Linked DNA regions of Mus musculus: regions 1 and 2 are each linked to region 3. A link is a loop called in an ENCODE intact Hi-C map of the cell type or tissue named here. Cell type or tissue: left cerebral cortex. All regions are shown on one strand. Links, peaks and the distances in the headings refer to the core of each region. The heading gives the core; the rest is flanking DNA. Region 1 holds the start of Med7 (mediator complex subunit 7). Region 2 holds the start of Havcr2 (hepatitis A virus cellular receptor 2). Region 3 holds the start of Dppa1 (developmental pluripotency associated 1).

The links. A loop is a pair of places that touch in the nucleus more often than their neighbours do. Peaks named below come from ENCODE experiments on the same cell type or tissue, not always from the same donor. Only the 100,000 strongest peaks of a DNase experiment are listed, where the experiment ranks them.
Region 1: it touches region 3 in a loop (3-fold over the local background); 11 of 42 quality-filtered maps call a loop at or near these places.
Region 2: a loop joins it to region 3, with 2.1 times the contacts of the local background. A loop is called at or near these places in 11 of 42 quality-filtered maps.

Annotation. Positions count from the first base shown.
Region 1 is chr11:46,432,179-46,440,572 of GRCm38, forward strand. It overlaps Med7 (mediator complex subunit 7), which reads left to right and starts at 4,783. Exons shown (of 3, transcript NM_025426.3): 1 at 4,783-5,013; 2 at 7,628-7,797; 3 at 8,385-8,394. In left cerebral cortex, for the core only: no CTCF peak of the experiment used is centred there; DNase peaks (open chromatin) are centred at 4,724 and 5,505; H3K4me3 peaks cover 1,508 bases; H3K27ac peaks cover 1,258 bases.
Region 2 is chr11:46,450,205-46,458,598 of GRCm38, forward strand. Havcr2 (hepatitis A virus cellular receptor 2) reads left to right here and starts at 4,727. Exons shown (of 7, transcript NM_134250.2): 1 at 4,727-4,854; 2 at 6,052-6,390. The coding sequence starts at 4,797. It also overlaps the pseudogene Gm12168. In left cerebral cortex, for the core only: no CTCF peak of the experiment used is centred there; a DNase peak (open chromatin) is centred at 4,663.
Region 3 is chr11:46,627,247-46,635,640 of GRCm38, forward strand. It overlaps Dppa1 (developmental pluripotency associated 1), which reads right to left and starts at 2,028. Exons shown (of 6, transcript NM_001163358.1): 1 at 1,979-2,028. In left cerebral cortex, for the core only: a CTCF peak has its summit at 4,571 (motif pointing left); a DNase peak (open chromatin) is centred at 4,575.

The DNA.
Region 1 (8,394 bases), core at 3,195-5,694, 200 kb before region 3:
AATAAATGATCGGCTGGAGAGATGCTCAGTGGTTAAGAGCACATGTTGTTCTTGCAGGCAGGCGACCTGGGTTTGATTCCCATGTGGTGACTCACAACCATCTGTATTTCTAATCCCAGAGGATCCAAAACCCTCTTCTGGCCTCTGTGGGCACCAGGCATGCATGTGGTGTGCTTACATACATGTAGGCAAGCACCCGTACACATAAGTAATAAAAATAAATCTTAAAAAATAGGAATTGATAGGACCTTACTGAAGCTAAAAACCCTTGCTGTCTAAAAGATACTATTAGGAAAAGTTAAAAGACCAGCCACAAGTTCTAAATAATATTTATGACACATATATTCAGTAAATAATTTATCATACTTAGCATGTATGTGAGTGTGTGTTTATGTGTGTGTACTCACACAACTCCAACAGAGAAGGCAAGCCATTTTTTTTAATTGAGTGAAAAAACTCAAGCAGTTTTTCAAGATGCATACAGCAAATAACTAAAGGAAAGATCCCTTAACACCAAGTAATGACAAATTCAACTGCTGCTCATCAGTCAGGATGGCAAAGCAAAAGCACAGTTAACCAGGGCAAGCTGAGACGCAGAGCCATTACAACCCAAAGGTGTTAACATTACAGTCACCCGCTCCTGTGCGTGGGGAGAGGGCATGGATGTGCGTTTTATAGGGAGTGTGCACTAGGTTCCTTTCAGACTCTTAACTCAAGACCATCATGGAGACCTCGGTCTTGTTCCAATTGCTGTTTCCATTACCCCTGCAACATTCACCTCTTTCCATATTCACAGCTGATTGCCAAAGTCAGCATCTGTCCCTCCCCTAAGTGCCCTCTGCAAAGCAGCTGGCCTGAGCCCACACCATCATCACACATGTGCATTATTTTGTCCCCACAGCCTTTATCACTATTCGAGGTTCTTATGTTTGCATCCTGTTTGTCTATGTCTCTCTGTTGGAAGGCTGGATATATGTCTTTATCCTTCTAAAACAGTGCCTGGCATGGTGGAGAGACATCATAAAGATGTATTGTATAGATGTATTCATTGTTAAATTTAAGGTTTAAATTTTCCATTCAGATTTTGCAAATGCAGTAAATATTACATAAAAAATAAGTGTTTATTACAGCCATATTTCCACCAGCTCCGATCATGGTATGGATTTCTTAGGCACCGTTACTTTGTATTTTACTGAAAAGACCACCAAAATGAGACTCAAGAGGCTGACATTCTACCTCAATGATGTCACTCACTAGCTGTAAGACACTGGCACTTTGGGCCACATCCAGAATTTTATCTCAGGATGAAAAAAAATGAGTGCAAAAACAAAAACAAAAACTCAAGTATGAACTGAGATGCTCACAATCCGGAGATTATGATAGCAAACCCTGAGAGGAAAGTCACGCTGCAGAGCTATGGCTATGCAGACGCTGTCTCTCTAGTAAAGTCACATGAAAGCTCTATTTGAAACTGATGACCATATACTAGTTCTCATTTATCTAAGGGGTTGCTTTCAATTGCTCATGGCCAAATATGATGCAAAGATACCAAGTGGAAAATTGCATGCATAAACTTTTAAATCGTGTTTTAAAGGGTTCATCAGTTTGAAGAGAATGGTACAGAGTATCCAGTCTGGTTTGTCAAAGTTGTGAATTACCCCCTTGTCCAGAGTATAGATGCTATTATATGTAGCTGTCCTGTAGCCTCTTAGTAGATACCATATATTATCAGATTTTGTTACATTATTGCTGTGTTTGTGCTCAAGTAATCTTTCTTTTACTTAATTGTGGCCCCAAAGTGTGAGAGGTCTCAATCTGGTTATTTGCATATGTCAATGAAAGGTCATGAAGTATTTCCTTTACTCGAATTAATGATATGATACATAGACAGAGACCACACTTACAAAATTTTATTACAGTATGTTTTCATAATTATTCTATTTTGTTATTATAGTGGCTCATTTTCCAGTACTTATTTATAAATTAAACCTTATTATAGGTGGGTATAATAAAACTTAGTATCTACAGGGTTAGGAACTATCTGTGCTTTCAAGTATTGGCTAGGGACTAGGAAATATCCCCTTGCAGTACAGGAGACAGTTATATTCATTTCGCTATTTACTTACCAAACAGTTCTTGAACACTTGCCCATCTCAGACATTGTTCTAGGTGCTGACAATACAGCCATGAATGAAATGGGAAGCATTTCTACCCTCATCAACTTGTATCCGATGGAGAATACAATAGAGTAAACATGCTACATCAAGATGACTTCAGTTGTAGGCAAACACTATGAAGGATGCTTTGTATATGTTGAAAGGTTTGGGGGACCATCATTTTGTAGAGCTTTCTATAGTCCATGGTAGGGTTATTCGATTTTATTTTATATGTGACAGAAACTGCCTTGGAGAATTTTGAACAGAGTCAAATCTTCTATGTCATAACAGTGTGGGAAGAAGATTAAGGGGGGACAAAAGTGAAGCAAAGAAACCATTTGGGAGGCTTTGCAGAAATTGAGGTAAGAATGAATGACAACAGAGTAGTGGGTGTGGTAGCAAATTTCTTATATCTGAAACGCTGTAAAATAAATCCAATGCAAGAGGTTGGTATAGTGGATTCAGTGGAGTACTGGAAGAAGGGGACACCTTTTGCAAACAGATGTAATGCATTTGGATAAAGCTGAAGTTCAGAGTAGAGTCTGAAGTACAGAGGTGAGGGGGTTCCAGGATCTGAATGAATGGTATTACCTGTGTCATATGGATGGCTTCTGACTGAGAAGTAGCTTCATAGCTCTAAGTCCTGGGGTGATCTATACCAAATATGCCAAGTACTGAGCCAGATTGGGTACAATGAGAACTGCAAGTCTCTGGTGCAGAACACAGTGGAGTCAGGGGAACACTTGATTCAGGCATGTTAAAAATGGATGGAGTTGTTTAAAAAGAACATTGATGGGGGAAACAATGCAAAGATTACAAACCAATTAAAAGACATTGGTAGTTAGAAAGGGGCAGCTCTTAATTGGAACCAGAGACCATCTGAATCCAAATATTGATATGGAAGTTGATTTTAAAAGCTACCCCTCCAAATTCTCACAGCCTAAGCTGACTTTAAACTATGTAGCCGGAATGACCTTGAGTTTCTGAATTTCAGATCCTTCTGTTTTTACCCTCCATGCACTGAGGTTACATTTGGGTCTTTAACATTCAGATCTTGCAAGTACAGTCAATAATAGACAAAACAAAGTATTCATTAAACTGTATTTTTAACCAGTCCCTAACATGACATGGCTATCCCTTATGTAGTACTGGGGTTGTCTTATATGTATTATTCTAGGCAAGCTCTCCACCCATGAACTTATCTTTGGGTGATGGCTAATCTTTAGAAGCAGAAAGACTGAGTGGCATTTTCTTGTGGCTGCCCAGATAAAAGGACATGAAGAAAGGAAACTGCTCTTTGGTTGCTTGCTCTAACACTCACTGGCAACTTCATCTGTACCACTGCTGTGCCATTCCTTTGCCAGTATTAGAACCAAACTTCTTTGGGATTCCAACATGGACTGAAGACCTGTGGCTCTCCAGGAATCTTCCAGGTCTCCAATGCCAGGTGGGGGTCTGTTGAGACATCCAGCCTCTTAGACTGAGCAACTACAGGATTCTCAGCCTTTCAGGGCTGAGACAGCCATTGCTGGACTACTTGAACTGCATCTTGTAAGTCACTCGGATAAGTCATATATACATATATATCCATGTGCATACACACATTCATTCTATCAGTGTAATAACCCCTAGTACACTTTCAGTAAGATAATAAATCTGTGGGTATAGGAAAAAACGAAGAGCCCTTACCTTTTAGAGGTTCATACCAGACTAGAGACAAAATGATGGGGCTCATATAACTATGGAAGTTGGTAGTGAGTAGACTCTTCTTTTGTTTTTATGCCTGCAATGCTCCACATATTTAAAGGAAGAAACTGAGACATTCTTGTTTGTGAAGCAGAGCTGTTTATCTTACTTTTAGTTTGCAACACTGCATCTTACGACTCCCATATCATCTGTTAACAACTCTTCTCTCTCTCCTCCCTCCCCCTCCTCCTCTCCCTCAGGGAAAGGCCAAAATGGAAATATTTCTTGCTAGTCCTGATGGCTCATTTCTATACCTCTGGCTTTCCAGAGGCTGGGAAGAGACATCTGAAGCCAGCCTGGGCTACACAGTGAAATTACCCACTCCCTCCATTTTAAAAAATTATATTAAGTTTTTTTCACTTGTCAATTTGTGGAAGGATTGTTATAGACATCTTTGAATTCCTAAATGAAAATAAAAGTGAATGGAAGGGGGAAAATGAAGGTTTAGGATGTTATTCTTAATCATGTTCACAAATATCTCCATATATATGAATATATCATAGAGTACAATCTTGCTTTTAAAAAACATTTTTGATGATTACATTAGTATAATTTTTAAATATATTGCTTATCTGTATTTTCTGACTTTTACATAAGGCAAGTATTTAATTTTAAAAGTCTCGTATAAAAGTGGGGGCTGCAAGGAATGGAATTACTAGAGAGTACTTTCTTCTACTAACAAAAAGTACGAAGAAGTATTCTCCTGACCTGACCAAGAAACCAGACAGCGGATCTTTCCCGAGAGAAGCAGGAGATGCGAAAGTGCGCATGTGCAACATCTTTAGGGCGGGAGTAGGACCTGCTATAGGACAGCCTTGGTAGCCAATGAGAGGCCCGCGTCAGAGGCTTCTTCCTGAGAAGGCAACCGGAACTTGTGCTTCCGCTGCGCTGAGGAAAAGTCACTACCGGAAAAGCAAGAAAGAGCTGAGGTGAGCGGGCGGCGGCGGTTGGCGACCGCAGCCTAAGTCTGTCTCTCCGCCCCCGCGGTTGCGTCTCTCCCGGCGTGGAGCGCCGAAGTCCGGCGCGGGACAGCCTGGGACGCCCGGGCTAGCCTTCCTCCCGGTTCCTCCGCGAAGCCTCCCCGGGGCCTGAGGCAGGCGGCCGGCCGAAGGTACACCGAGTACCGCTCTCTCCGGACGACAAGCCAGACGGGAGGTTGGGAGGTCCGAGTTCTCGTCCCCACGCCACGGGCTTTTATAATGTCGTGGTCTTAGCCTGCCCTGTCGCCATTGGTAAAGTGACAGTAGCCGCCTGGGAGCGCGGGGGCTGGGGGAGGGGAGCGAGAGCCTGGGTCGGAGCCGGATTCATCCTGTACCAGACTTTCCGCGGGGACCCAGTCACGGGGACAAAGTGAGCCAAGTGTCTGAGCTTGCGGACCCCCCCCCTCCCAAAAAAAAAAGCACCCACGAGACACTGGATCTTGTTAGTGTTAGCGAGTCACGACCTCCAGCGGCTTTGAAAAGTTCAGTTTGAACCGGTAATGGGCGGTTTCTGTAAGGTGGCCCGCTCTAACGCGGGATGCCCAAGTTACGGGGGTTTGCACTTGCGCCCGAAAAAACTAATGCGGATTCCCGTTGTACAATTCACCCCCTTCTGCACGTTGGGAATTGGCTTCTTGTCTCTATAGTCAAATTGGGAGTAGTCGTACCGTCCTGATGATTGGAGTGAGGATGCGGATCTGTCACTTACTAAAAACCTTCGGGAAACTGCGGGTTTAGTGTGGGTGTGGCTAAGGGAAGCGCAGATCCCCAACTTCAAAAGCCTTCGGGGGATGAAATTTAGGCCAGGTGTTGACTTGAAGTGGCTACAAGTAGACTTTCGTGTTCTAGGTATATACACCCTGAATTAGCTCTAACAGTTAGACAATCTGAAGAATTTGGAGTTGCTTCCCTCAGATTTAAGGTATTGGCAGTGTACATCAGTGTGAGAAAGCACTCAAGAATCTTCTCATTGTATAATGTACTTAAATTGGAAAAAGCAAAGGTTATTTTGACCATATATGTTGGGATTTAGGTTTTAAATTTATGTAGAAAAGATGTAAAAATTGCTAATGTGTTAAGAAAACTGTACTATACTAACTCTACTATACTGTAAGATGTGGCTTCCTTCAGAAACCTTGGAAAATATTTGAAATATGAAATTTAACAACGGTGTTTTGTTATAGTTGTTTGTTTGTTTGTTTTTTTGAGACAGAATTTCTCTGCGTAGCCTTGGCTGTCCTGGAACTCACTCTGTAGACCAGGCTGGCCTCGAACTCAGAAATTCACCTGCCTCTGCCTCCCAAGTGCTGGGATTAAAGGCGTGCGCCACCACTGCCCAGCAACAATGGTGATTTTTGTCAAGATGTAAAGAGAGTTTTAAGTGTTTGGGTTTGGAGACCACTGTACAGTAAAAAGGAAAGTGAACGACATGAGATTAATAGATACCATATGTAGTTTGATTATGGGAAAGAATAATAAATAAGGCATATGACATTTGCATATAAATGTTCTTTTCCAGAGTAGGTTCCAACATATGCCTACCAAAAGGAGTCAGACATGAAAAAATAGTATATCATGTACCATATAAAAGCACCCTAAATACAGACCCTTTTTCCTTAGTTCTCAGAATATGTTTGTTCTTTGAGAATTTTATACACACACACACAAACACACATGTGTTTTGATCATACCCGCTTCCACACTCCTCTAATACCTCACAGACCACTACCATATCTTACTCCCACTTTTATATATTTTAAAAATATTTACTTAGTTTTTAAAGATGGATCTTTAGCACCGGCTGGCCCAGCCTCACTGTGTAGTCCAAACTGGCCTTGAACTTAGAGCTATCGAGCTTCTCAGTCACAGGGACTACAGCATGACCCATCATGACTACAGCGGGAACCATCATGCCCAGTTTAGGTCTTTTTAAAAAAATGTTTAAAAATAACAGTAAATAAAGTCCTCTGCCAAACCTGTGGTGGACTCTGCTGCTTGTTTTTCCACTTTGTATGCTTTACATTTGTCAGATTACCTAGAATATGTGAGTCCTTAGTGCTAGCATCCTTTTCTAAACAAGCAGAGCAGATCTTACTTCACCATCACGTGAAGTCTGGCAGGCAGCAAGAGTGCTCTTTAACAGGTGAGAAAGACTTGAAGAGATCAAAAAAATAGTAGGGTTTCTAAGTGATACTGTTTTGTGTTCTCAGAATTTCCTTCATAGACAAAGTTTGCATATCTCGACTTGGGTGTATAGTTAGAGATATTAGGGCAACAAGGCTCTCACTTCTGTTATCTTCACTGCAATAAACATAACAATTCAGCATTTTTAAGTCTGATTCAGTTAAACAAACTATCTGATAAAAACCTGCAGTCGTGGGTGAATACAGTTAAGAGTCAGGACACAGCAGGCCGTAGGACCAGAGCAGTATTGTGAAGAAGTCATGGTACCTGGGAGTCAGTGACTAAGTAGTTTAAACGGTGATTCTGCAGTAAAAATGACCTTGCCATTGTCCACTGTGAGTTACAGAACCTGTCTTTACACTTGAATGTTAGAATCATAATTGTGGTGCTATCACAAAGTAGACAAAGGGCAAACCTTTTGGAAGGCAGAGTCTTTGGTGTGCAACTTTCTGTACCTTCCTTGCTCTATCCCATTAGCCTAACAAGGAAGTTTTTTTGTTTTTTGTTCTCCCCCCCACCGTCAGATCTTCATAAAGCTTTGCTTTATTTTCTCTTTGCCAGGATCATCTGTCCCTATCGGGTGAGTTAGCACACCTGTTGTCTTGGGTGGTCAACACGTTCTCAATTTTCAAGGTGTATTTCCTATCAGGAAACTTGAAGATAATATGGTCTGAACCCACAGTGAACTTCTGAACATCGTAGTTGTGTTGATCAGGCTGCTCTGGTCTTAGGTTGGTACTTTTTTCTCTCATCAGTGAAGTTTCATGACACAGTAACAAATGTCACAAGACCCTCTCCCTCCCTCACACCCTGCCCTGCTCTTCTCCCCCCCCCCCCCCCAGTATACTTTGCCCGGTCTGTTTTTGAGAAATTGACAAGTCTTCCGTGCTCTGGAAGGATTGTTTTGTTTTTGTCATTACTGGTATTGTGGGTGCCTGTCTTCCACTGAAATGTGGCCTATATCTGAAGATTTTTCCCGCAAGCCCCAGTAGATAGAGAGCTAATGTGGGCTGTCCCAGCTTCCATTTCCCTCAGACATTCTCTATAGAGGAAAAAGATGTAGCTTTTGTTTTATTAACTACTGTTGAAAACCCTGAGGAAATAAAGGAAAATACATGGATGTTAACATAATATTTAATTAGAACATAATTGATAGCTATTCACTGCTGTAAATGTTAATTTTAAAATCTAAGATCATCTTGTCTTGGACTGTGTACTGTCAGAAAAAGGAAGAACATATTCTGAAGTCACTAATTGGGGGCAGCAGGAGGAAGGTGGTGTTCATGATTCTGTTCTGAATCGTGCTCTGTTTCTTTAGGTTCTTGATT
Region 2 (8,394 bases), core at 3,528-6,027, 180 kb before region 3:
ATGGGCACCGCAAGGAGCTAGCAGTTAAGCTGTTAATACACGAGTTCATAACATTTACTAGCTATTTCTTGACTTGAGAACTGCGCAATGTTCTCTATAGCGTCTGGGGTACAGACTAGAAGAAAATAAGATATGGAAGTGATATTCTCCCTGGAAATTCAAATGTAAAATAAAGACCGCAACTTGGAAATGTGCTTAACGTCCCTGGTCTTCCGAGTGGACGGCTGTTCTGTTCCAAGGGAGAGCATCCCATAGACAGACATCTACATACTAAGAGGTAGGACGGCAGTTAGCTTCAGTGCAACACTGAGTCAAGCTTCCTATATTTAGGGAGAAAACTTACAGGTCCGTCCCCCCCCGTGGAAACTAGATATTCTTTACTAGTTTATTGAATTTAAAAAAATTAAGATCCCGCATTTTTAAGAGGCTCTTTACATACAGTACAGCATCTAGTTGACAGATGTGGAAATCGGTCAGATGAGACTTCCTCATACACTGCCACGACGTAGATCTGATGCCCTCTCTTAAAAGAATCCTCTAAAAGAATCCTATAAAAAACTGCTCCCAAGCCCCTCCGAAGTCGCAACAGTGCAGCAAAACCCTGAGTAAGTAGCACCTGCTGACCCGGCACTCACACTCAAATACAGACGGAAAACCGATAGGCATTTTTTTTTCTTCTGTGTGCAACTTTTAAAAACAAATCATTAAGTTGAAATATCCAGTCTGCACAGTGCTGTCCCTTCACAGAAGGCAAGAAACTGCCGGAGGAGCATCTTGTCGGCGGCTGGCCTCGGTGCTGTAGGCTATGAAAGTGAGCCTCCTTCAGGGTCTGGTTGATGTGGAAGTAAGGGCCTTGGCATAGTGCAGACTGCTCAGGCATCGGCTGGGGGGCGTGTGTGTGGGGGTGCTGGGGCAGGATCCGGGGATGGTGTGGCTCAGGCTGCTCTCTGGCCCACTGGCCCTGTCTGGGCTGTTGATGCTGCTGCTGCTGCTGCTCCCACTACTGTCGCTGCTTGAAGACTCTGTGTCCCAGGAGTCCTGGAAGATGGGGTTCCTACTGCTCCTTTTGGTCTGGGGAGGAGGGTGGTTGTCATCATCACTGCCATTTCTTCTCCTTTTTCTGGGGCGGAGGCGCTCGCTCATGGCAGCTGGTGAAGGCGAGCGACGCGGCGCCACCCCGCCTCTTGTTTTGTTTTTGTTTTTATTTATTTCTGTAATTTTTTTACACATTTGAACAGGTAGCTTTCTTGGATGTTGTTTGTTCTTAAATAGACTGTGTATTTGAAAGATGATGAGACCTTCCTGTTCGTGAAGCCAAGGGAGAAATTGAGTAGGTCTCAGGGCAGACAATACCCTTAGGGGAACTAAAAGTAGTTACTGTAGGAACTTGAATGAGTTCTTGAGAGATGGTTGTTACAGACAGCAAGCCAGGCTCTCTACCTGGCTTTGGCTTGCTGCTTCGCCATGTGATTTCTCTCTCAGGCTTACCTTTCCCCTATTGTGATGCCAGTCTCCATGAGATCCTCCCAGAACTTAACCCACACTGATGCCTTGACTCAGAGACTCCAAAACAGTGCCCTATAAAACACTTTTCTTTATGTTACCTCTTCTGAGTGTCCATATAATAGAAAACGGACAAGGGCCTTGCACTGTCCAATTGACATGAGCTAGAGGAGAGAGAGAGAGACAGAGACAGAGAGAGAGAGGGAGAGAGAGACAGAGAGAGACAGAGAGAGAGACAGACACAGAGAGAGACAGAGAGAGAGAGAGAGGGAGAGAGAGACAGAGAGAGAGAGAGACAGACAGAGAGAGAGAGACAGACACAGAGAGAGACAGAGAGAGAGAGGCGTCAAATGAGGAAATGTCTCCATGAGATCCAGCTATAAAGCAGTTTCTCTATTAGTGATCAATGGGTCAGGGCTCAATCCATTGTGGGTGGTCCCATCCCTGGGCTGGTGGTCCTGGGTTCTAGAAGAGAGCAGGCTGAGCAAGCCATGTGAGGCAAAGCCAGTAAGCAGCACCCTTCTGTGGCCTCTGCATCAGCTCCTGCCTCCAGGATCCTGCCCTGTTTGAGTTCCTGCCCTGACTTCCTTCAGTAGTGAACAGCAATGTGGAAGTGTAAGCCAAATAAACCCTTTCCTACCTAGCTTGCTTTTGGTCATGGTGTTTCAACCCAGCTATAGAAACTCTAACAAAGACAGTTCTGGGAGATGGCTCAGTGGGTAAAGATAACTTAACCATCAAGGCAAAAACTTGACTTTGATCCCCAGGACCCACAGGTAGAAGGAGAGAGCTGACTACAAGTTGTCTTCTGACATACATGTTGGTACTCTGTACCAAAAAATAAGTGACTAAAAATTATAGCAACAACAATAAGAAGATGAATTAAATAACACTTCAGTTTTTTTTTTAAATAAATGACTCAATAAAACACTGACTATTGCTTTAGGCAATACTCATATGTATGGGCAAAAACCCTTCAAGGACTGTAATTTTGAAACTATGAAGTATTTCCATAGTGGGGTCTATTTTTCCCCCTCGTATGTTTATTGCTAAATGTTGTCATTTATGATGCAGATTCTGTGTTTTAACATGACAAAAAAACCCACTAAGAAGAAAAAAAATAAGATGAAAAAATTCAGAACTGAGTGCCTCACAAACAGACCAAGGACGAGGTGGTCTCTATAGACTCTTCCATGGCTGCGCTTTAGTAAATTTAAAAAAAATCAGTGTTTTACAGCATTTCTCACAGAAATGGGCACCGTGGGACATATATATAAAATGCCAGTACTTGGGCAGTAGAGGCAAGGGGGATGAGAAGTTTGAGGCCAGCCTGGGCTACATAATGAATTCCAGGTCAGCCTAGGTTACATCAGACCTCATGTCAAACAAAACAGAACCAAGCAGGACATAGCAAAGCGGTAAGAGTTGGTTTCAGCAGCAATTCTAGGTCCTGACAGTAAATGTGACAAGACACAGAACTTCACGCTGGTGCACTAGGAACCACACCCAAGAGCCTTAGTCAATATGCAACCCCCCCCCCCCACACACACACACTTCAGGTTTAATCCTCTCTCCATTATACAGAAATGTATTTTGCAAGTTGTTCATATTGATATACGCTGACAGAAAAGACATTAAATTCATGCAACATAATTTATAGAGCAAGCCTAGGGCTCAGGGGACTTGTAATTACTCTAAGCACACGCCTTGGATCTGCCATTCTCTTGAGTCTCTGTTGTCTGTAGAACAAGGACATTAAATAAGCATCCCTTGAGTAGCCCTCACTCCATGATTCTGTGGAAGTTCACACACTGAGCAAGTTAGATGTCTTAGCAGGGTTTCCCAGCAGATATTTAGATTAAACACATTTAAGGCATAAAGACAAGTGGAGGGGGCTCTCAGGAAGGGCTGACACAGCGGAAACCCACCAGGTTTTCAGAAATTACACAGCCTGGGCACTGACTTCCCTCTGTGGGAAAACTTTGGTTTTGAAGGTGTCTAGATAAATGTCACTCGTTAATGGCTGAGAGTGCTAAAGTCTTAAATGGCCATAAATGTCATGGCTGGAACTTAATGCATTCTGGCGATTCATGTTCAAAGTCCCCCTTCCGTCCAGGGGAACAGAGGGAATTCCTCATGTATATGCTATGGAATGCAACGGAATACAGAAGTCTACTCAGTTCTCTGTCCAAACGGTGGGCCAGAAGCATCGCGGCAGGAAGTATGTGTTTCCTAAGTAGAAGATTTTGAATGTTTGAAGGTCAAAGTCAGAACGACGGCGAAGCTCCACATACACTACTGACACAACTTCTTCAGTATTGTTAACAGAGAATGGCAATGTAGCTCAGGCTGGCCTCATAGTCAGTGACCCTCCTAACCCAGCCTCCTGAGTGCTGGCATTGCCAGTGTGCACCCACCACCTGTAATGGTGTTTTGATAATCTCCTTACTTCATAATACCACTATAAACAAGAAACGCCAGATACAGTATCCTGATAGATTACATTCTAAAGTGTATTAGACCAGGGATGACAGCTGAGCTCTCAAGTTGTCCATAGATTAAGGCTATAACAATTATCACTTTATGTATTTACTCAGCTACCTAGTTAATTAGTTAATTTTTTTTCCAGACAAGGTTTCTCTGTGGAGCCCCTGCTGCTTTGGAATTTGCTCTGTAGACTAAGCCTGCCTCAGAGTCAGAGATCTGCCTGCCTCTGCCTCCCACGTGTCTCAATGAAAGGTATACACCGCCATGCTGAACTTCACTGATTTATTCTTTAGCTCCCAGTCCAGCGTCTGGTTCAAAGCAGGTGCTTCAAGAACATTGGTCACAGGCCTGATTAATGGAGAGTGACCTGACTACACCAGAACACATGAGTGACATGCTGAGGATTTTGTTCCCTGATAACTGGCCTGGTCTGTACATGGACCATCTCGGGCTATTTTATCTGAGATCATTGGAATACTCTCTCCTCTTGCCATGACTAATGCTTTTCTATCTCTGAAATATGACTTCCTTTTTGTTGATTCATGTAATAAACCTCAGAGTGCCTTGCAGGGTGTATCTAGTGTGTCATTACACAGAACTGGAACATTCTCTGATGTGACTAGATTAACAGTACTAACGTGGTAATCACTGGAGGTCAGACATCCTGGGGAGCAGGCTGGCCTCTGTGGGTGTGGTTAGCACTCGTGATTCTGGGGACTCAGGAGTTAGAGGAAGTACCATTTTAACCGAGGAGCTAAAGCTATCCCTACACAGAGCTGTCCTTGGATTTCCCCTGCCAAGTACTCATGTTTTCAGGTCTTACCCTCAACTGTGTCCTGCTGCTGCTGCAACTACTACTTGCAAGTAAGTCTGGGCCTGGGCCTTTTCAATTGGAGGATGATTTCAGAGTGCAAGGCAAAGATACCAGGATGGTCATAGTGATGCTGTTTGTAATAGCAACCTAAATGTCCAATAATGGGGACCGGGTAAATAAATGAGACATAACAGTAACACAAGCAGTGAGCTTAATTGAAGAGCCTCATATAGACTGTTGGCATTCACAGTGCTACAGAGAAAACCAAGGCAAACAATCATGTGTGCAAGCGTTGTATGTGGACGTATTTTAATGTTTGGGCTCTAGGAAGGGAAGCCGTGAAATGTGAAGAGTTGGGAGAGGAGTCATGCTTGCAGTCATGCTTGCACATAACTTTCATGTGCTTTGAATGCATTGTCATAGATGTGTGTGTGTGTTATTATTAAGGAATTTATTTTAAACTTCAATAAAACATATGAGGAATCTCAAATATGCAAGCTACTAGTTTTGTTTTGTCAGGGGTTCTATTCATGACAGAGGGAGAGGGGAAGAGAGGGAGGGGGAGAGGGAGGAGGAGAGGGGGAGAGGGGGAAAGAATGAAGTTACCTTTCCTATGCTAATTAACAGGCAACTAGTCTAGATTAGGTGAGCTATTTTCCTGCCAACAATGCCCATTTTTCTGAATGTTAACTCCATTAGCTCTGGAGTCACATTGGCTCATAATTGGAGGGCTGTTATTCTGAAAAAGGAGGAGGGATGTCCTGTGTCAAGGACCCCACAACACACGGAAACTGAGAGAAATGCAAGTTCTCACGTCCCATCTCAGTCCAATGGAGGCACACATTTTAGGGAACGAGCCTAGGTCGCCCAGGCTGGCTCAAACTCACTACAGTTCTTCCCCAGGCTCTTTACAGGGATGACAGGCTTAAGTCATCGTTCCTGGTCTGGTCATTTCTTTTCTGAGAGACAGTTTTATCACTTTGGCTAGCCTGGAACTTGCTATAAAGTTCAGGCTGGCCTCTAGTTTAGGATTTTCCTGTCTCCACCTGCTGAGTTCCAGAATGACAGGCCTGTGCAATGTTAATAAATGTTTAAATGGGATTTTCTTCTGCCTCTCAAATCAGAGAATCATTGGCACAGCCAATCCTCCTCCCAACAGGGCAGCCATAGTTTCCTCATTTATTCTGTGATGCATTGCTTGAAGAAATGGACCCTCACTGTACTGACCTCCTTTCCTTACTTTATAGGGTCATTGGAAAATGCTTATGTGTTTGAGGTTGGTAAGAATGCCTATCTGCCCTGCAGTTACACTCTATCTACACCTGGGGCACTTGTGCCTATGTGCTGGGGCAAGGGATTCTGTCCTTGGTCACAGTGTACCAACGAGTTGCTCAGAACTGATGAAAGAAATGTGACATATCAGAAATCCAGCAGATACCAGCTAAAGGGCGATCTCAACAAAGGAGACGTGTCTCTGATCATAAAGAATGTGACTCTGGATGACCATGGGACCTACTGCTGCAGGATACAGTTCCCTGGTCTTATGAATGATAAAAAATTAGAACTGAAATTAGACATCAAAGCAGGTGAGTAGACCTTTCCATGTTATCATTGTCCGTCAGCATCCCTGTGAGTCATGAATTCATAGAAATAGAGGATGCTCACATCTGACTTCCTTAGCTACAGACCTTGGGATGGGATGGGAAGACATGGATTAATAGGCCTCCCCTGTGAAATGCAGTGGTATAGCTTCCACATGTGTTTGAACTCCAGGATATGGTCTACAGAAAAGGAAGAAAGACCTAGACCAAGGGTTCACAATCCTGCCTGATCATGAGCATCACATGGAAAGTCTCTGCTTTCTATCTATTTTAATTGTTTTTATGATATATTTTTTATCATATTTTTTCCTTTCCTCCAACTTCTGATTAGATTTTCTCCACCTTCTTACTCACACAACTTTGTGTTCTTTCTGTCTCTCAAACACACAGACACACACACAAATCAAAACTCAGAACAAACAAGCATAATCAATAATAGAAAAATATCTGACAAAACAAAGTGCACAAAATCAAATGGAGTATGTTACTTCTGGGTAAGGGACCTACTCTTGAATGTGACTGGTATGCCCAGTGACACTCCATTGGAGAGAACTGGATTTTCTATTTCCCAGCTGGCATCAATTGCAAATAGCTTCTTAGAGGAGTGGGCGCTCCGGTCTCCTTCCCCTTTCCAGTGCTGGGATTTCATCTGGTTTGAGTCTGTGCAAGTCTTATGAGTGCTATCATTGTCTCCATGAACTTATATGTAGAGTAGTCCCGTTTCCTCGAAGCTATCTATTACCTCTGGCTCTTACAATCTTTCTGTAGAGAGAATCTCTTGTGTAGTGTGTGGAGGCATCACTTGTCAAGTAAAAGCTAGTGGTCTATTAGCAAAAGGCAGGAAGTAATAGGTGGGAATTCTGGTTGAGAGTTTGGAACTCTGGAAGAGAGTCAGAGGCAAGAGATTTCATCCTGGGCTCTGAGAAATTCAGATACATGAAACTGAGAAGAGGTAACCAACCATGTGGCAGACATAGTCTAAAATAAATGGGTTATATAAGTTATGAGCCAGTCGGAGAACATGCCAAAGCTATGGTCTAGGTACTTATTCATATATAATTAAGTTTCAGAGCCATTATTCTGGAAATAAAGAGGCCAGGTAGAAAAGACTGTGGCTACAAATGGTGTCCCACATTAGGCACCAAATGTTGTTTTTAATAAAGTCTCAAATGTTCAATTTTACCAATAAAGACTAGGGAGCCAGATGCTGGGGTAATAGCCTGCTAGCTCAGAGAGACAGCGAAAGAACCCATTTGACCTTCCTCCGCAGTAGATGTCCCAAAAGAAAAAGGAAGTTCTCTCTACACTGTCTCAAAAACTCTTCAAACGGAATGCCCCTCCCTTCTACTTCCTGCGCATCTCTCTATCCATCCTCCTGACTTCTTCTCACTCTCTATGGTTTTTTCCTATGTTCACTCCCTGTCAACTGGTTGCTTGCTCTGCCTCTTGTCCTGTTGTTGACTTTATTTAATCCTGTTCACACTAAACAGAAAGCTTTCAGATTAAAGGTGTGTGCTAGGGCTGAGTCACGCCTCAACTAAAAACAGGCTTGCCCAGTAAACAACACAATCTCAAGAGTTCACAGCGTGATCAAATATCCTGCGGCATCTTTCCATCTCCTCTTGGTGCTTGCGCCCTACCTAGAAACCAGAGTCTATATAGAGATGGATTCTGAATTTTTTTCCTACCTAACAATCTATTTTAGGTAAGCCAGGAATAGAAACCACTGGGTTGTACACATGTTTTAAGAAGATGTATATGTGCGTGTTTATGTGTTTTAAGATAGGTTAGGCTTTAACATAGGGTCAGGTATGTAAAATGCAAAAGTCCCTGGTCTCACTACACCAAGCAAAGAATTTAAGAGCACATCTTTGTGGTCATGTGGAGCAGAGTTCAAACCAACTCTGCTTCTTATTAATTTTCTAATGTTGGAACATTATTTCAAGTGTATAACCTTTTCAGCTGTAACATATAGTTATCTACCATATA
Region 3 (8,394 bases), core at 3,386-5,885:
GCTGACAAGCAAGGGCACCTTAGAGTCTTTGCAGGAGTTCACTGTGGAAGAGACAACAGAGAGCAAAGTGGTGGAAGGAATCAAGACTCTCAGTCTGTGGGCTCAGAAGGCAGAGCACAAGGACTTCCTGTAGGCTGGGGGTCTGCAGGGGATGAGTTAGGTACTCAGGCCTGAGCTGTGCATGAGGGGAGGGGCTATCAGCGGAGGAGGGAAGAGCCTCTCCCACCACAGGGTTGGAGGAGATATCTGGGGTTTGAGTATGTTATTATGAGATACATTCCTGTCTCAAAACTGACCTTTAACCCCTAAAGCCATGCCTCCATTTCTCAAGACGGACGGAAAATACTTGTTAAGATGCTAAGTTTTCTTTCCCCTTTCCTTTCTAAATGATAAAACTATCAGTATGGGAACTGGGTGTATGAGATGCTAGACAGTTTGTCTCGTGGGTATGAATTTCTAGTTCAGTCTTCCACATCAGAACAACCAGGAACAGTGGTGTCTGCCTGTATGAAATTCAAGAACTTTGGTAGTGGAGGGTCAGAGGATCAACGTAATCTTTAGTCACTTGTAATGTGGAGGTCAGACTGAGACACCTGAAGACATGTCAAAATCAAATGAAAATATAAGACAGAGTGATGTGTGTGGACCATATTAGCAGTCAGTAGACTAAGAGAAGGAGATTCCAATGTGATCCAGGCCAGTCTGGGGTACAAAATAAGTCTCAGCTCGAAGAATAAACAGAAAGTATAAACAATGTGTGTATTTGCATGATTTGAAGATTATTGAAACAAGGTATTGATTTCTCCATCCCTCTGCCTCAACTCTTGGATGATTTTTTTTCTTTTGACAGAAAGGAAGAGGATTTTTGCTGAGGAATGGAAGTAAAGGGTGTCAGCTTAGACATGAGTGGGGTTCAGGGGTGTCTGCAGAAGCTGTGGGTGGATGGCTTCCTCAATGAAGGAAGATGCTAATCAAGGACCAGAAAGATGGCTCAGTGGGTGTACTGGCTAGTTTTGTGTCAACTTGACACAGCTGGAGTTATCACAGAGAAAGGAGCTTCAGTTGAGGACATGCCTCCATGAGATACAACTGTAAGGCATTTTCTCAATTAGTGATCAAGGGGGAAAGGCCCCTTGTGGGTGGGACCATTTCTGGGCTGGCAGTCTTGGTTCTATAAGAGAGCAGGCTGAGCAAGCCAGGGGAAGCAAGCCAGTAAAGAACATCCCTCCATAGCCTCTGTATCAGCTCCTGCTCCCTGACCTACTTGAGTTCCAGTCCTGACTTCCTTGGTGATAAACAGCAGTATGGAAGTGTAAGCCAAAAAATCCCTTTCCTCCCCAACTTGCTTCTTGGTTGTGATGTTTGTGCAGGAATAGAAACCCTGACTAAGACAGTGGGTGAAGTCACTTCATCCTGAGCTTCATACGTTTAGTCAGATCCACAAAAAAAAAAAAAAAAAAAAAAAAATCAGTCCGGCGAGGTGGCGCACGACTTTAATCATAGCACTTGGGAGACAGAGGCAGGTGGATTTCCGAGTTCGAGGCCAGCCTGCTCTACAAAGTGAGTTCCAGGACAGCCAGGGCTGCACAGAGAAAGCCTGTCTCGAAAAACAAAACAAAACAACAACAAAAAAAATTTTCCTTGATAGTTAATCAGCTAAACGACTTCCTAGTCATAGAAAAAAAAAAAAATCCCAGTTCTAAAAGCTGTCCATGTACTTGCACTGGCAAAATATCATCACATAGTCGTCTATGAAAACCCATTATTCTATTCAAACATAGATTCACTTTGCAAGAATCCACAGAACCCTACTGGATGGTTAAGTTACTCTAATGTTTCAGGGCTCAAGCACCACTGTTTAATGTCCCACGTTCAACCCCACATCACTTCTCACGTAATTCCACATGGTACAGACACTCCAAGGAACACTATCCTGACTCTTTCTCTTCAGCATAAGGCAGTAGACATCCCCACTTACCTGTACTTAGGGGAAAGTGACTTCTTGCTAGTCTCTCCTTCTGGTCATCTGCTGCCCATGAACTCTTCAGAGCTATTTATGGATGAAGACAAGTCTCTCTTGTAATTTCATCCTTATCTCCTGGCCACACTCTCACCTGTTCTTTGTAAAAACTGAGTCTCCAGTTCTCCAACCCACCCACTAGATAGCATCTGCTCACTGGAATAAACATTACAGGAGCGCCTGTGAGAGCATCACTAGTGTGCCCTGGGCTGTTTTCCATCTGCACCAAAGATCCTTACTTTAGATGTGACTGTAAGCCTGGGGGACTTCAACACCTGGACCAGCCCTCTAGATTTATAGGAAAATAAACTGCATTCCAGAAAGCAGAATGAACTGGAGAGACCAGGAATTCCTGGAATAAGGGCAGAAGGGACATCTGTCTCTTGTTATACTTCCTGGAAGGCATTAACTAACATCGTTCTAACCAATGTTTACTAGGAGCCCATAAGAATGGGGGAGTTGAAAAAAATAAATCTAGCTCATAGACTCTGTTTCCAAAGTTTAGGGAGTGCAAGCTATGGTGGTGCACTCCTTTAGTGCCAGTAATGGGGAGGCAAGAGAAGGTGGATCTGCATTGTATGGCGGCATGGCTATGCAGAGAGTTCTAGGCTGGCCAAAGCTGCTTGGTGAGAGGAGATCTTTCAAGGGCTGAAGCCAAGCTTCTCCATACCTGGGTTCAGCATTCAGTTGTTAATAAATTGTCCAAGGAGGCTCCCGAAGTGTGGGAGTTGTATAAAATAGGAAACTGGATATGACTACTTTCCCATCTTTCAACTAGAGGGTAAAATGTTGTTCAAGAAAGCATTTCCAGAACAGTTGTGAAATTTGACAGTGTCTTTACTCCTACAAACCAAATAAGTAAATCAACCAACCAACCAACCAACCAACCAACCACATATAGTCTTCTTAAAGATGCTGAGGACAATGTCATAAACCTGTTTCAGGTAAAACGCCTGGATGATCACCTTCTGAGTGACTGGAAGCTGCCCTCACACCCATTTGCCAGGAGAGACATGATGGCTTGGGGAGATTTAATAATAGTAGGCTTTACTGAATGGACTTAGGATAATCATTTTACTTTTCATTTTGGTGCTATGTGCTGTGATTTTTGTTTTGTTAGGAGAGGGTGTCTCATGATGTAATGCAGGTTGGTCTATCATTCCTTTGTATCAAAGACGATCATGAACTTCTGATCTCTCTTCCTGCACTCCTATTGGGATCACAGGTGTGTTCTGTTTCCTGGGTTTCTGCATAAGGATCTAAGGCTTCATGTATACCAGGCAAGTGCTCTAAAACAGCTACAGACACAGCTGGGATTATAAATTTGTACACACACACACACACACACACACACACACACACACACTGTACTTGTTTTCACTATTTCAGCCACACGGGCTTCCTGTCTGCTTCTAAGATTTCCCATATTCTCCTGGTCCAGATACTTATCCCATGGCTGGTTCCTTTCTTAGAACACTTCTCTCTCATGAATTGAAAAGCTCCCTCAGATCTTCCAGTCTCAAGGTGCAATTTTAGCCTCGGTCTATATCAACATCCCTAGTCTACTTCCTGTCTTGGATAGCTTATTTCAAAATAACCCTTATCTTACAAGTAATCACTCAGGAGGCTACACAAACTCTTAAGACCTCTTTTTAGTAGCTTTATATCTAGCCTGTATATTGTTGGGGTTGGGGGAGGTTGTTATAGAAATGGCCCCTGTCTCTCATTCTCAGTTATCAGTCTGCAGGTCATCTATCCCACTGCAAGATGTTTCCCTGCACATAGCAGCACAGGCAGCAAAGATTGTGGACTTCATGGTTTCCAGAGGTAATGAACATCAATGTGGAGTGGCATGGATCTTGGAGGTCTTTCTAGGAGACTTAACCCAGAAATCAACCATTCTTCATCTCAGATGTCCTGTTGCTCAGAGTCAGGGTGATCCTGTGGTTAGGCAGTGTTTCCAGGGGGTAGGCTGCTATATACCATCTTGTTCTTAATGGCCACTGTTGTGCTGATATTCCAGGCTAAAACATGTGTTTGCGGCACATAGGCAGCTCCTGGACAGGTTTCCTCGCCCCAGCAGGGTGAGCAACATGAGAAGTGGTGGTGGTGGTGGTGGTGGTGGTGGTGGTGGTGGTGGTGGTAGTGGCTGTGGCAGAAGGGGCTGCACGCTGCTGTCAGGGTCAGTGGTAGAGCAGTGGCCACAGATATTGCTAGGGGAAAGATGGCACAGTGGTGGCCTGAGCCTCCTGACACCCCAGAAGCCCACTCTACTCTGCAGGGACATGCTCCTCTGTTCCCAGGCTATACTTACAGACCTGTCACCACCACTGAATCTCTAATTCTGCTTCTCTTTGCTAGGAATGCCATTTCATTCAGCAATGTTCTTCCCTACTTCCCCAAAATCCTATCTCCTCAGAGTGAATTTTCCGTATTAAAAGTGTCTATGTTAGAGAGACACTCAGTATGGTTATTACGTATAACCCCAGAATTCCAAATTCCCAGGCTTTACAACAATGAGCAATGATATCGCCAGAACTGGCTCCACCTACTGGCTCAGGCACAGAGGTACAACCTCCAGTCTTAACTGATAGTTGTTGAGGTCTGTCCTGACTCTGAGGGCAAGGCTAGACTCTCTCCCTCTGTGTGCTCAGTCTGAACCCAGCCTCCTGCTGTCTGTTCCACCTAGTGCCTGGTCTGCATCCTTCCCAAAGCTGTATCTCTGGGCTTTTCCTCAGTGAAGACTGGAAGGCTCAACTGAGGCCTTGTTTCAAAATGGCTTCTGTGTGAGGCCTTTGAGTTACAAGTAGGAAAATGGGATTCTTCTCTCCTGCTGACTCATCACCCAGAGGAATCAGCTCAATCAAACCCACAGCTGGGTTCAGGGCTTGTGAGGGCTGTGGACCTGTCCTGTGGTAGGACTGCCCATCTCTGCTCCTGCTCACCTTTGGAAGCTCTTTCTTCTCCCTCTGCTTCCTGGGAAACTGCAGGGATGAGACCCAGGCTTTTGCTCACTTCTCTGCATCAAGTGCCCCTCTCTTCCCCCTTTCAGGGACCCTTTCATTCCCTGCTGCACTTCTGAAGCTCTGTGATTCCTTCCCTGGGAAATGGCCTGTATTTTCTTATTCTAATCAACTTCTTTCCAGGCTCACAGAGAGGCAGTCTCTAATCTTCCTCTAGACTTCCTGGAAGTCTCTGCACTCTGGATACCTAAATCAGCTGAAAACTCATCTGACATATGCAACAAAATATCTGCACATGAATACTCACAGTAGTTAGCTCAGTTTCCAGAACTTGGAAACTTATAAAACTGTCTGCTACAGCACATGAATCAACAAGCTTTAGTATCCTTCAGCAATAAATTAAATGGTATTCATTATAGTCTGGAGCTGTGCTGGCCATGGTCATGCACACATTGTCTCTCAAGGTACTGAGGCAGAAGGATCTCAAATTAGAGGCTCACCTACTGTACAGGAAGGACCTATCTCAAAAAAGTAAAACCCCAGTGCTATTGAGATTGCACAGCTGTTAGGGCCATTGCTGTTCTTACAGAAGACACCGGTTCTATTCCCAACACCCATGTGAGGTGCTGCATTTCTGGTTCCAGGGGATTGGACACTATTTTATGGTCTCTATGGCAGGCACACAGACACACACACAGACACACAAGTGAAACTCTTAAAAAACAAACTAGAACCACAAACAAACAAACAAACAAACAAAAAACTACAGTTGAGATTTAGGAGACGGGGGATGACTGGATAGCTTCTTCAGAGTGAGGACAGATATCATCAATTATCAAGGAGACTGGAGTTTGGTACCCCTGAGCCTGAGACAATGAGTGAAGCAGATTCTGGAGGGAACTATTGTTCATTGTAAAGACTGGGAATTTGGCACTTCTGGGGTTTTTCCATGTCCTGTCACACACTATTCGCTATGAAGCAATAGTGGTTGATCTCTGTTATCATACGTTTGTCAAAACTCAGAATTCACAGAAGCAAGAGAAAGAGACTCTGGACTTCAGGTGACAATTGTGCCAAAACTGGTTCATCAGTCTTCATATCTGTGCCACAATGATGGGAAATGCTGATGCTGACAAGGTCTCTCTCCCTTCTCCTCCTGCTTCCTCTCCTCTCTCTTCCTCTCCTCCTTCACCCATCTCTTCCTCTACCAACCCCTTCTCTCTTGCTATATCTCATTCTCTTTCTCACTCAGCATGTGTATATGGCTGTGTATGTTGAGGAAGGTGGTGTTGTGTCCGGCCAGTAGATCACAACTTGGGTTCTAGCCTGGAAAGGCATTTTGGAAACCTGGAAGAGAAGAGGGGCTGGGCTGCGCGAGATAAGGAAGGAACCAAGACAAAGGTCTCTGCTCAAGGTTCAATTTTTACTATTTCGGCACTCCGTTTTTGAAGGAAGCGGGAGGGGCCCAATTCCCACCAAATAATCTTGGAGTCCAGTAGCAGGGTGATCACGTGATGGCTTCGGAACAGCAAAGCCGAAGGTTCCAGCAGTGGGTGTGGCAGAAAAATTGAGCGGGAAGCTCCACCCCTGAGCAAGCAGGTTTCAGGCTGGGGGAGGGGAGACTACAGGTGGTTTATAAAAAATTCTCTGTACTTTCCACTTAGTTTTGCTGTGAGCGTAATACTATTCTTAAAAACAAAATTTCCTAAAAGTTATGATTGGGTTATCATCAAAATATTTTTAGGTTACTGCAGGTGCAAAAACTGGTGAAGATGGCCAGCATCCTGAAGTGCAGGACAGGGGTCACCTTAGAGCATCTCCCCACAGCACACTAGGTGCTACATCCACTCCAGTAGTGACTCGCTTGGCAGGCCTAAAAACCTGGAAGCAGTCCTGAGGCAAAGAGTTTCAAGGAAACTCAGCCTCCTGGAACCTTGGCATTCTCATAGCTAGGAATGGCCCAGATTTGTCCCTGCAATACCACGGAGGGTCTTGCATGCTTTCTTACAGTATTTTACTGGAGAGGACTTAGAAATCTCAGAGCAAGTTTAGTAAAGTATACTTAGATTCTTCATTACAGCCAGGTATAGCAGACTACATTGCATATTAGAAGCAAGTTGGTGAATTCTTCTGACAAATGGAGATTCCCTACAGAAACTTAAAAGAACAGCCAAGTTACCTCCGTATGCAAGAATTTACTAAGGCCTAGGAAATAGGGGGGTTGTGATATTGTATTATTCATGAGAAGGTCAGCTAGAGCAGAGCCCCCTGGTACTAGCTTTCACAAGGCTCAAAGGAGTAGCACAAATTGTGACTAGGGTGTCATCAGCTGACCCTAGGCAGAGCTGTTTTATCTTTACTGTAAATATTACCTGGTTCCTGTAAGTCCTTTTGAGGTTATTCCTCTGTTTTGTGTCAGATAACTTCGATGTACTTTGCTTGCTGTGACATCCTACCCCTTTGTTTTCTGTATTATATAAGACTTTGTTCACTTTGTGACATTACACTCAGATTCAACACATTCTCTCGTTACGTATCTGTTTGTCATTCGCCAACTCCTTCACTCACTTGCCACCAGAGACCCTTTCCACGCAGATAGGAGACCCAAAAGGGGGATAGTTTGCGGCAAGTGGGAATTTCTTTTTTGCCTCTACTTTTTTAGTGGTCTTTGTGATGAATCTTTGAGTCCTTTGAAGGCCCAGGGACAGAGTCAGCTAACAGCTGTGCACCAGTTTCCTGGGGAGCCTCACAGATGCATGGGAGCACTCAGACTTCCTGTTCCCAACACTACCTCCTGGAAGCCAGACCTGGGCCAGACCTGCTCTCACTCACCTCACGCCCTGACCACGACTTGGTTGTACACCTGCCCTCACCCATTGTTGGTATTGTGCTATTCCATTTTGTGCATTTTATGTTCTTCCAGAGGACTTATTCAGACATCAAGAAGGCATTCTGTCCTCTGAGTCTCCCTAGGTCAGTGGGTTTTAGTCTGAGCCACCACATAAATCACCCAGAGAAGTTGAACACTTAGGACACCAGTATCTGACAACTTGAGACTGCAATTAGTGGGTCCATGGACAGTTTTCAGCTCTCCAGATGACTCAGCTGAGGGGCCAAAGTGACAAACTATAGGACTTGATGAGGCCTTGATATTTTCCCAAACTCCAACACTCTCCTCCAGCTATTCGCAAAGATAAATTAAGAAGAATGAATAAGACACGTGTGAAAAAGTTTAACTTCTAATATTGTGCTTGGAAGCATTTATGAACCTCAAAAGACCACCAAGGAGCCAAATAACAATATGATCCCCTTAGGGTCTCTTTATTTTACACTGGAGTTTGGCCTTACTCACTGCTAAGCATAGGATGGTTTGGTGAAGCAACTCTGAACCCTCATTTGGAAAGAGTTTTA